2 separate regions of the Homo sapiens genome follow, and region 1 is linked to region 2. Evidence: read pairs that join two places in POLR2A ChIA-PET (ENCODE). Cell type or tissue: MCF 10A. All regions are shown on one strand. Each heading gives the region's core, and the rest is flanking DNA. Links, peaks and the distances in the headings are about the cores only.

The links. Peaks named below come from ENCODE experiments on the same cell type or tissue, not always from the same donor. Only the 100,000 strongest peaks of a DNase experiment are listed, where the experiment ranks them.
Region 1: POLR2A ChIA-PET joins it to region 2 with 5 read pairs; 3 of 35 experiments call an interaction of 5 or more read pairs at or near these places.

The regions. Positions count from the first base shown.
Region 1 is chr18:23,661,402-23,667,001 of GRCh38, reverse strand. It overlaps ANKRD29 (ankyrin repeat domain 29), which reads left to right and starts at 4,091. Exons shown (of 10, transcript NM_173505.4): 1 at 4,091-4,292. The coding sequence starts at 4,272. In MCF 10A, for the core only: no CTCF peak of the experiment used is centred there; no DNase peak of the experiment used is centred there.
Region 2 is chr18:23,521,254-23,526,853 of GRCh38, reverse strand. It overlaps RMC1 (regulator of MON1-CCZ1), which reads right to left. Exons shown (of 20, transcript NM_013326.5): 11 at 2,680-2,724; 12 at 2,372-2,425; 13 at 89-217. It also overlaps a transcript of NPC1 not described here. Among named protein-coding and RNA genes, the nearest start is that of RMC1, 21 kb to the right of the region's middle. In MCF 10A, for the core only: no CTCF peak of the experiment used is centred there; a DNase peak (open chromatin) is centred at 2,913.

The DNA.
Region 1 (5,600 bases), core at 500-4,499, 140 kb before region 2:
GACATTCTGATAGGGAAAGGAAGGGAGCAATGGGTGTTGGGTAGATTACTCCAAGCTGTGTCTGCTACAGTCCCCACTGCAAGAAGCCTCATCTAGGGTAAATTCCAATAGGTTAGGAGAGACGGAGCTAACTAGCTGGGAGATGTGAGGTGGAAGCTGGGCATAGTGGCATGCACCTGTAATCCCAGCACTTTGGGAAGCTGACAGGGAGGATCACTTGAGCCTATGACTTAATGACCAGCTTGGGCAATATAGTGATGCCCCATCTCTAAAAAATAAAATTAAATAAAAATTAAAAATTAAACAAGGGCTGGGCATGGTGGCTCATGCCTGTAATCCCAGCACTTTGGGAGGCTGAGGTGGGAGGATGGCTTGAGGCCAGGAGTTCAAGACCAGCTTGAACAACATAGCGAGATCCTATCTGTAAAAAAATGTTTTTAAAAATTAGACGGTATAGTGGCATGTGCCTGTAGTCCTAGCTACTCAGAAGGCAGAGGCATTAGGATTGCTTGAGCCCAGGAATTCCAGGCTGCAGTGAGCTGTGATCCTGCCACTGCACTCCAGCCTGGGTGACAGAGACCCTATCCTTATAAAAAATAAATAGATACAAAAATTTTAAAAGATGTGGGATGGGGAAGTAGACAGAGAATAAAGACAGAAAAGATGTCCAGCATGAACTCTTAGTTGGATGAAGGAGCCTGATTACAAAAAGGGTGTTAGAAAGCTCAGTAGGCTGGGCGCAGTGGCTCATGCCTGTAATCCCAGCACTTTGGGAGGCAGAGGCTGGCAGATCACGAGGTCAAGAGTTTGAGACCAGCCTGGCCAACATGGTGAAACCCCGTCTCTACTAAGAATACAAAAATTAGCCGGGTTTGGTGGCCTGTGCCTGTAATCCCTGCTACTCAGGAGGCTGAGGCAGGTGAATCGCTTGAACCCGGGAGGTGGAGGTTGCAGTGAGCCAAGATCATGCCACTGCACTCCAGCCTGGGTAACAGACCAAGACTCCGTCTTGAAAAAAAGAAAGAAAGAAAAAAGAAAAAAAAAAGAAAGCTCAGTAGACCAGATTGACCTACTTCTCAATTCTGTCGAGGGCAAATCCTGTTGGACCATCAACTGGGACAGTGCAAAATAGAGGCCAAACACATCAAGGTCTGTGCTGGTGTGAACAGAAGGTGACAATGACTATGGACTCATTTGAGATCAACACAGATGTCTGTGCATCTGAGTAATGCATGTCTGTGGATAAGAGTGGGCCTTCTGACTTGGTAGATTTGGATAACACAACCCCCTGACTCTTTTACTAATTCAATGATGAATAAGTTTTGACCATCTACCATGCCTCCAGCCGTAAATTAGCCCCTGGGGAAAATAAAAGATACATAAGACACAGGGCCTGGCCTTGAAGAATTTCAACTCTGCTGAAGAAATCAAAAGCAACAGAAGTAGAACTGAGAGCAATACCAGACCCTGTGGAATCAGGGTTGAGGGATGTGGTGTAGAGCAGAACCATGGCAAGAGCTCAGCAAAGTTGGGAGGAAGATGACTGAGAACCAGGGTGTAGGAAGAGGAACTTGAGCTGGGGGTAACACCCTGGGTAGGTTGGGATTTGGCAGACAAAAGAGAGGAGATGAAAGAGAGCCGTAGTGGGAAGAGAGCAGTGATAAGATTTTGGAGCTAGACAAACGCCTAGCTCTATCACTTATTAGCAAATTATTCCATTTTCTCAGAATTTTACTTTTTTCATCTATGGAATAGGTATAATACCTACCTCATAAAATGTTTATAAGGAAAGCACCTTGTACCTAGAAAACACTCAAAATATTAGTTTTTTCCTTTATCCCTTTTGTTTGACAGGATGACAAGGATGGAGAGGCTCTGTTTGGGTAGTGAGAAGATGTTTGGATAAGAAAACTGGGCCGTGCAGATTAAATCTTGTATTAGGTCCAGTGGGTCACTATTAAAGTTTGGAGTGGACCATTTTAGAAAGAATTGCCTGTTGTGACCATGAGAGCTTTGTTCCATTTCAGAGCTGTTTATATGAAGATGAGTTTAACCGCGTGTGTCAGACGGTGTTAGGCACGTTCTTTCCAGAGACTGACAAGAATCCCATCAGCACCCTGGCCAGAGAAAAGCAGCTTTGAGCTCAAGTGTAACGGAAAGGAAACAGGCTTTGGAGCTAGACAAACACCTAGCCCTATCACTTATTAGCAAATTACTCCAATCTCTCAGAATCTTAGTTTTTTCATCCGTGGAATGGGTTAATACTCACCCCATAAAATGTTTATAAGGAAAGCACCTTGTACCTAGAAAACACTCAAAATATTAGTTCTTTCCTTTCTCCCTTTTATTTATCAAAACTATTAAAGCAGACCAGGCGCGGTGGCTCACGTTTGTAATCCTAGCACCTTGGGAGGCCGAACCAGGTGGATCACCTGAGGTCAGTAGTTCGAGACCAGCCTGGCCAACATGGCGAAACCCTGTCTCTACTAAAAATACAAAAATTAGCTGGGCACGGTGACAGGAGCCTATAATACCAGCTACTCGAGAGGCTGAGGCAGGAGAATTGCTTGAACCCGGGGGGTGGAGGTTGCAGTGAGCCAGGATCATGCCACTTCACTTCAGCCTGGGCAAAAGAGCGAAACTCCATCTGAGAAGAAAAAACAAACAAACAAACAAAAAACTATTAAAGCAAAACCTCTGATGCTTGATTTTTATATAATAACGTTGTGTGGCAACTTAAAAACTGTGTCATTTATAGGCACTCAAGGCAAGGAAAATGTTTAGAGTCCTTATTTTTAAAATTGGAATTTTCTATAAAAGTTCAGAATGTTTTTAATTTAAAGTTGTTTTAAGCACAAAGTAATACAATTTATCCATGAAGGTTAAACATTTTAATTTTTATCATTAACTTTTATTTGTAATTGTTTTCTACCTTTTAAATTAAATATTCGTTACAAATTTAATTGAGAAGAGGGAAGGAGGGGGAGAATGAATGAGTGGATTCTTATAGTTTGAGGGGGTAAGACCTCCATTTTTATACTATTTTTTTGTTTTGTTTTTATTTTTATTTTTGAGGCAGAGTCTTGCTCTGTTGCCCAGGCTGGAGTGCAGTGACCGAATCTTGGCTCACTGCAGCCTCAACCTCCCAGGTTCAAGCGATCCTCCCACCTCAGCCTCCCGAGTAGCTGGGACTACAGGTGCGCACCACCACGCCTGGCTAATTTTTGTATTTTTAGTAGAGATAGAGTTTTGCCATGTTGGCCAGTCTGATCTCGAACTCCTGGACTCAAGTGATCTGCCCGCCTTTGGCCTCCCAAAGAGTTGGGATTATAGGCGTGAGCCACTATGCCTGGGCTACTTTTTTACTTTCACTTTTCTAAAATGCTCTCAAAGAGCTGTTGTTGCCGTTTATACTTAAAACTCCCAGTTTTACTTCGCCCAAACCAATCCTGGGCAGGCAGCAGGAGTGGACACACATACTGCAATACTCCAGGGCTGCAGCATCAGACCCAGAGGAGGAGGGAACTGCTGGATTAATAACGCGGAGGAGGAGGAGGGGTATGAGTCTATTCCAAAATTGGCCTTTGCCCTTCAAAGAGGAAAAGACCACTTATTGTTTGTGCAATCAAAAGGTTTGTTTCCTAGATATTTTCCCCAGGAGAAAAAAGTTTCCCAGGAAACCGAGAAAGAAATTATAACGAAAATAGCTATTGGATGAATTTTTTCCTCAAGCTTCATTTTTACATCATTATAATATTTGTGCTGTAATGAAGGTTGGGAGTCCTCTGGGGCAGACCAGTCTATTTGGGAGGATATGTATGGAGTTTGTGTGTGAGTACATGCGGGTGAGTGGGCGTGAGTGTGGAAAGTATGTGTGTGGAACCTCTGTGTGTGTGGAATGTGGAGCGTATGCACAATGTGTGTGGAGTTTGGAGTGTGTGTGTGGACGAGTGAGTGTGGAAGTGTGGACGTGTGTGGAAAGTGCACAGTGCGTGCGGAGTTTGGGGTGTTTGTGCACGCGCGTGTGTGGCAGGTCCTGGAGCGCGTCCACGCGACACCCCATGTGTAGTGTGCGCGCGCGCGCGCCCCCGCGCCGCCCCTTCGGCCCGGCCCTGTGTGCGGCGGCTGCTGCCGGGCCGGGCGGCGGGAGCGCGCGGCGTCGGAGGCCGCCCCTCTGCGGAACGCCGAGAGCCCCGGGAGAGTGAAGGGCCGGGGAGGACAAGGCGCCCCGGGCCCAAAGCGCGCCGGCTCCCGCTCGGGCGGCCGCGGACATGTGCAGGATGTCCTTCAAGGTGAGCGACCGGGACTCCGGGGTCAGGGCTGGGGCCGGGCTCGGGCGGCCGGGCCCGCGGGGTCGGGTGGGGTGGGATGGGGTGGGATGGGGTGGGCGCTGCCCGCTGCCCGCCGCCTCCTCCTTCCTCTCTCCTCCAGCTGCGGGCGAGGCCCGGGAGGAAGCGGCGGGGCTGGGTGCGCCCTGTGGGTTTGCGGTTTGCCTGCCTGCCCTGCCTGAGAGGCTTCGCACTCATGGCTGTGGATCGGCTGAGTCTGTGCCCGGCGACGGGGCGGCGGGGACTGTCGCCGGGTAACAGGTCGGGGGCGGGTAAGAAGCCTGGGGTCAGCGCTGTCCTGCAGCAGAAGGAGTCCCCGACCCTGACCCTCTGGGTCCTCATGCAGGAGTACCAGCTGCACCCACGGATGCCTCCTCCCCGGAGGGGTGGCCAGCACCCAGGGAGGCTTCAGGGTCCAAAGGTGTCTTGTCTCAAAAGAGTTGATTAAAGTCATTCCATCTAATCCCCACATTTTAGGATGAAAGAGGTTGATTTGCCTCGATTGAAAGGGTTTAATAAAAATAGCAGTTAAAATGTATTAAACAGTTCAAATGTGCCTGACTCTGAACCAAGGACATGGTGTGTATGGTCTCAACCCTGGGGGAGACCTGTGGGAGGTGCTCTTCGTGGCTCTTTTTTTTTTTTTTTTCAAATGAGAAAACTAAGATATAGAGAAATTAACTCACCCACGGTTTTGCAGCCAATAAGTTATGGTGTTAAGACTGAAACCCAAGTGTGTCTGACTCCTAAGCCACTGTAATCCCGTTGCCGACAATAGCTCATGTAAGCAGAGGAGTGACATGGCGAGATGTGCATGTTGCAAAGATCTCTGGCTAGGTTTGGAGAAGAGGGTTGGAGCTGGAAGATGTTGTCATCTTTTTAAGAAATGGTACTGGACCAGTGCATAGGTGGTGAGAATGGAACGAAGCAGACGAATGTGAATGACTTTAAAGTTTTTTTTCCTGAGACGGAGTTTTGCTCTTGTTGCCCAGGCTGGAGTGCAATGGTGTGATCTCAGCTCACTGCAACTTCCGCCTCCCGGGTTCAAGCTATTTCTCCTTCCTTACCCTCCAGAGTAGCTGGGATTACAGGCGTGCGCCACCATGCCCAGCTAATTTTTTCGTATTTTTAGTAGAGACGGGGTTCTGCCATGTTGGCGAGGCTGGTCTCGAACTCCTGACCTCAGGTGATCCACCCTCCTTGGCCTCCCAAAGTGCTGGGGTTAAAGGCGTGAGCCACTACGCCCGGCCGACTTTAAAAGTTTTAAATCGG
Region 2 (5,600 bases), core at 886-4,885:
CAACAATGTAGCCCACATCCCGATAAAAAGTGTTGGGCAGCACAGGCCTCACACTGGAATCAGAGCAAGGGGGAAGGATTCAACTTACTCTGTGAACAGACAGACAGGATGACCATCTTGCATTCCTTTCTCTGGAGGAGAAAGTCCATGAGTCTTCCTTTGTCTGGTAAGAGATTTACTATGGGCTCAAGTTTCACTTGGAGGTTCCAGAGGTAACCTGGATTTTAAGAGGCAGCAAATAAAACAGTATGATGCAAACCGTAACAAAAGCCCAAAAGTGGTTCCCCTAAACATCTGCGGGGCGGGTGGCAGGTGGTGATAAAAAGCCGCAAAGTACAGTCAGTGTAGCTTTTCCTTCCTAACCAAAGCAGAGCTGAGCCATTCAGGAGCAATTCAGGAGCGTGTCTACCACAGGAGGATGACAGCCCAACCACCGCACACCTGGCTGACTCTTTTCCAAGTAACCTCTGCATTCAGGGGCACATCAAAGGTGTAGCTCCTAGTCCTTCATTCCAAACGGGGACTTCCCTAGACCTAGCCCCTCTTTTAACGTTTAAAATAGAAAAAGATGTCAACACGTGGCATCAACTTCAGTCCTGTGCTTTGGTTTCTCCTACAACAGCTCATTAGTTTAAAAGGTAACTCCAGAGGCTCTCAATGGAACATCATAACTCATCCATTCATCGACCCATAAATGTACTGATCACCCACACTGCCAGCATCTGGTGTGGCCTTTCCCAATTGGGATGCCACAGGAGAATGAAGTGCCACATAAAAAATCATCTGGGTGACCCCCTTTTCAGTTGGCCCAAGGCAGGTACAGAGCAGCTGTACAGGAAAACACCAGCGAGATGCACAGGAGAGAAATGACTTCATTACATACATACAGTGGATGTCACATGAGGCTATGGGTTACAGACAAGGCACAACAATGCATTACATACAGTGGATGCCTACAGCATCAGGGCTAATTCTCTCCTCAAGAGTTCTTAGGAATTCCAGAGGAAAGGCAGGAAAATACACAGAGGATTAAAGAGTAACATAGGAGATTCTCTAATAACCAGCCTGGCGAGGTATTAGAGACACAGGGGCAACATGGCAAGACCCTGTCTCTACAAAAAAAAAATTATAGGCCGGCTGTGGTGGCTCACACCTGTAATCCCAGCACTTTGGGAGGCTGAGGTGGGCAGATCACGAGGTCAGGAGATCGAGACCATCCTGGCCAACATGGTGAAACCCCGTATCTACTAAAAATACAAAAATTAGCTGGGTGTGGTGGCGCATGCCTGTAATCCCAGCTACTGGGGAGGCTGAGGCAGGAGAATCGCTTAAACCCAGGAGTTGGAGGTTGCAGTGAGCCGAGATGGCACCACTGCACTCCAGCCTGGTGACAAAGCGAGATTCCGTCTCAAAATAATTATTATTATTATTATAATAAATTAACTGGGCGTGGTGATGTGCGCCTGTAGGCCCAGCTACTTGGGAGGCTGAAGCAGGAGGATCGCCTGAGCCCAGGAGCTCAAGGCTGCAGTAAGCTGAGATAGCACTACTGCACTCCAGGCTGGGTGACGGAGCAAGACCCTGCCTTAAAAAAATAAGATTTCTTTAGGCCGGGCACAGTGGCTCATGCCTGTAATCCCAGCACTTTGGGAGGCCGAGGCAGGCGGATCACCTGAGGTTGGGAGTTTGAGACCAGCCTGACCAACATGGAAAAACCTCGTCTCTACTAAAAATACAAAATTAGCTGGGCGTGGTGGCACATGCCTGTAATCCCAGCTATTCAGGAGGCTGAGGCAGGAGAATCGCTTGAACCCGGGAGGCGGAGGTTGCAGTGAGCCAAGATCACGCCATTGCACTCCAGCCTGGGCAACGAGCAAAACTCCGTCTCAAAAAAAAAAAAAAAAAAAAAAAAGATTTCTCTAATAAAGAGATTACCCAGGAAGAGACAATTAACAGACTGAGGAGGCTTCCTCAGCAAGGCCAGAAAGAGGAGCACACCTCCCGGGCTCATGCAGAACAGAAAAGGGCACGGACACCGGTGGGAAGGTCGATGGGAGAAATGAGGGAGACACCCTGGGGTGGAGTCCGGCTTTCCATCCACCCTGGGGTGGAGTCTGGCTTTTCCAGAATGGGCTTAAGCAGGAGAATGGCATTCTTAGTTGTTGCTTTAATTATTAAAAGTAGTATATGTTCTTGATAAAATGCACATATAGTAAAAAACGTATAAAGTGAAAAAAAAAAATCCCATTCCCACGCTTGAAAGGAGGGGTCATTTCTAAGAGATTCACCTTGAAAACGTCCCTGGCTACAACTGGGATCCAAAGTCAACAAGCACCATGTTGTAACACGACAACTGTCCCCGCTGACCTACCTTGGCTTGCGCTGATAATGATGTCAGGTTGAAAGACAATCCAAGATGAAGAATCCACATGTTATAGGAAATTCTAAACCAGGAAAAGATGAAAACAAAAAGCAAACCCAGTTTCCGCTAGCACTCGCCCCTGCCCACCATGTACTGAGTCCACGCTAAACGCGAGGCCCCTGGACAGTCAGGGAAGCTGCCTGCGGGGTGGCTCTCGGAGTGTTATTCACAGCTGCCCGGAGGAGGACTTCAGGACCACTCTCTGAGGGTGACCACTTGCCCTGTTGTGCACGGTGCCACACCTTAGTAAAGGATACAGAGTTTACATGGAACAGGAGACTGGCTGGTCACGGCAGCAGGACCTACAAATTGAGAAAACATAAGTGCAACGATGCAGTCAGAAAATGCTGCAAATGCTGGTACTTATGACACAAAAGTCAATACTTTTTAATGTCATTACGAAATGTTTATTCAATTGTAGTCAAGGAAGAAATGAACTGTTCCGTCTCACTGAAAGCACGTACGGGGAGGAAGGGGGAAGGAGCTAACAATCCAGGAAAATCTCACCAAGAAAAAGAAAGCATGTCAAGGCTTCAATCACTGTGGTTTGGGTTATTTTTAATAACCAAAGATGACTCATGATCGTTTACATATGCACGTTAAGGAACTGAGAAATTTACTTGAAGGATTCAAAATCAAATACCCAGATCATCCACGGAGAATGTTTCAAATAAATGTGGCTTGTAGCTTAATTATCTTTTTTTTTCTTTAAGAGAGGGTGTTGCTCTGCTGTCCAGGCTTGAGTGCAGTAGTTGATCATAGCCCACTATAACCACGAACTCCTTGGCTCAAGTGGTCCTCCTGCCTCAGCCTTCAGAGTAGCTAGGACTACAGGCATGTGACCATGCCCTAACTTTTTTTCTTTTTTTTTTTTTTTTTTTTTTTTTTGTGAAGACAAGGTCTATGTTACCTAGGCTGGTCTCCAACTCCTGGGCTTAAGTGATCTGCCCACCTCAGCCTCCCAACATGCTGCGATTACAGGCATGAGCCACTGTGCCCAGCCACTTAATTATCTAAATAATTAGTTCGATTATCCATTGCATAGAGTAGGTCCAAGCACAGTGAGCTCGTCTGGGAAGCAGACCCCCAAAACCTCACATGACAGGGACCGTTAACAACCAGTTATACTGCTCATGAGCCATGCAGGCAGCCCTACAAGCTAACCATGACTCCTGGTTCTGTTCCAATTACCCAGGTACAATCAGAAGGCAGGTTTCAATCAGCTGGTCAGAGAAAGGGTCATTGTGAACAGACCACCCAAAGGTAGGAAAGAGCCCAGGCAGACAAGCTTTGGCGAAGAGCACTCGCGCTTTGGACCTAAGTGTCAAGGTCTGCGCCGAGTGCACAGCCCTCACCTTTGGGTGGCTGACCTACACACTGTCAGGTGAGAGCTTTCATTTTTAAGGCCCCCCAGATGATCCTAATATGTAGTCAGATTGAGACCCACTGTTCTAACAGGCCCAAAACAAAAAGAAAAAGGGTGGCTGACTCTTCCCAAAAGTGCTGGTTATATCTTTCTCAACAGGCCCATTCAATTCCTGAGCACGCCCACCCAGTGGCAGCACAGTGGGCAAGACACACGGATGCATCAAGCCGCCAGGGCTCACAGCCCAGCAGGAAACAAAAGGAGAGTCACTAACCTCTGAAAATGCTTTGCAGCCCACACTACCTAGATCCCCAGACCCTCAGTGGATTCCTGATTTCCTCCTATTGATCTCTGCACGGGCTGTTACTGTGACCAGGCCTCGCATCTGTTCCCTTATGACCAGATGGTTAGAACCTGATGCCTCCTAACTGGTCCTGTACCACCGGAACAGAGCTGAAGGTTCTAAGCCAGGGGTGTCCAATGTTTTGGCTTCCCTGGGCCTTAAGAGGAAGAAGAAGAATGGTCTTGGGCCACACATAAAATACACTAACACTAACAATAGCTGATGAGCTTAAAAAATATCATTAAAAAAATCTCATAATGTTTTAAGAAAGTTTAAGAATTTGTGTTGGGCTGCATTCAAAGCTGTCCTGGGCCACATGTGGCCCACAGACCGTGGGTTGGACAGGCTTGTTCTAAATGTTTAGTTTTTTTCCCCCAATTCACCAGCAGTTACCTTCATGCCAAGTGGGCAGCAGACACAAGACAATCACTTGGCAAAATCTATTCTTTCAATACTAACATTATTTACAAAGGAAAAGGAAGAAGCTTGAAAGAACACAGAAAGCCAAAAGACCTAATTGAACGTCTGTTAAGAACCAGCTCCTTCCTCCAACTGTGCCAGAAAGTAACTAAGCTTTTGGCTGGTCCAGCAAGACAGGGCAGTCAGGCTGACAATGGTGCTCTTGCTGAACTTTCAGCCAGAGTGCGATTCTGAACTCCCGGGTGAACGGTACAAGGAAATCCTGACTGCAGGCTGGGTCAACCCGCCCAATGCCATCGGACAAAGAATAAAACATTACTACTAGGGTTCCAAATGTGAGCCATCTGACTACGTCTTGCACACTGAAACCTCAGACTAGCCAATTCTGCACTCCAATCTCCTTCAAAAGAGAGCCGGGAGAGACTGCTGCGAGGGACAGGCACAGAAGAAAGACCCTGTGAGAACACAGTGAGAAGGTGGCCATCTGCAAAGAGGCCTGCCAGGAGGGAGGCCTCAGAAGAAAGCAAACCTGCAGACATCTTGATCTTGAACTTCTAGCCTCCAGAACTGTGAGAAAATAAAGTTCTGTTTAAGGAAAAAAAAAAAAGAGAGAGAGTGTGTGTTGAATATTCTTTCAGTTCTATCTTAAAATCAATTACACTGGAAAAAGGCAAAACGAAGCAAATAAATGACTTCTTTCCCTTTTCCTGAATTCCTGACCTCCACTCTTCTGACTTCCCAACCCCACCTCTCCAGACAGAAGGAGGACTGATTTGGGTAAGCCTAAGAGCCACAGCCGAAGCACTTACTGTGACTGTCAGTCCCAAAGAATGCAATATTCATCATCACTGTCACACGGAATGTGAGAAAGAGAAAAGTGATCCCAGGTTACAGTAACAAACCTACAGCCAAAGTTAATTTCAGCGTTACAGAGCTAAGGCAAACAGAAAACGTTACGGGTGTATTCAATATTAAAACATATTTCACCATCAACGGCTAATCAAAACTATCCATTCTAAAGCTCAGGGAAGATAAATTATTCTATTTCC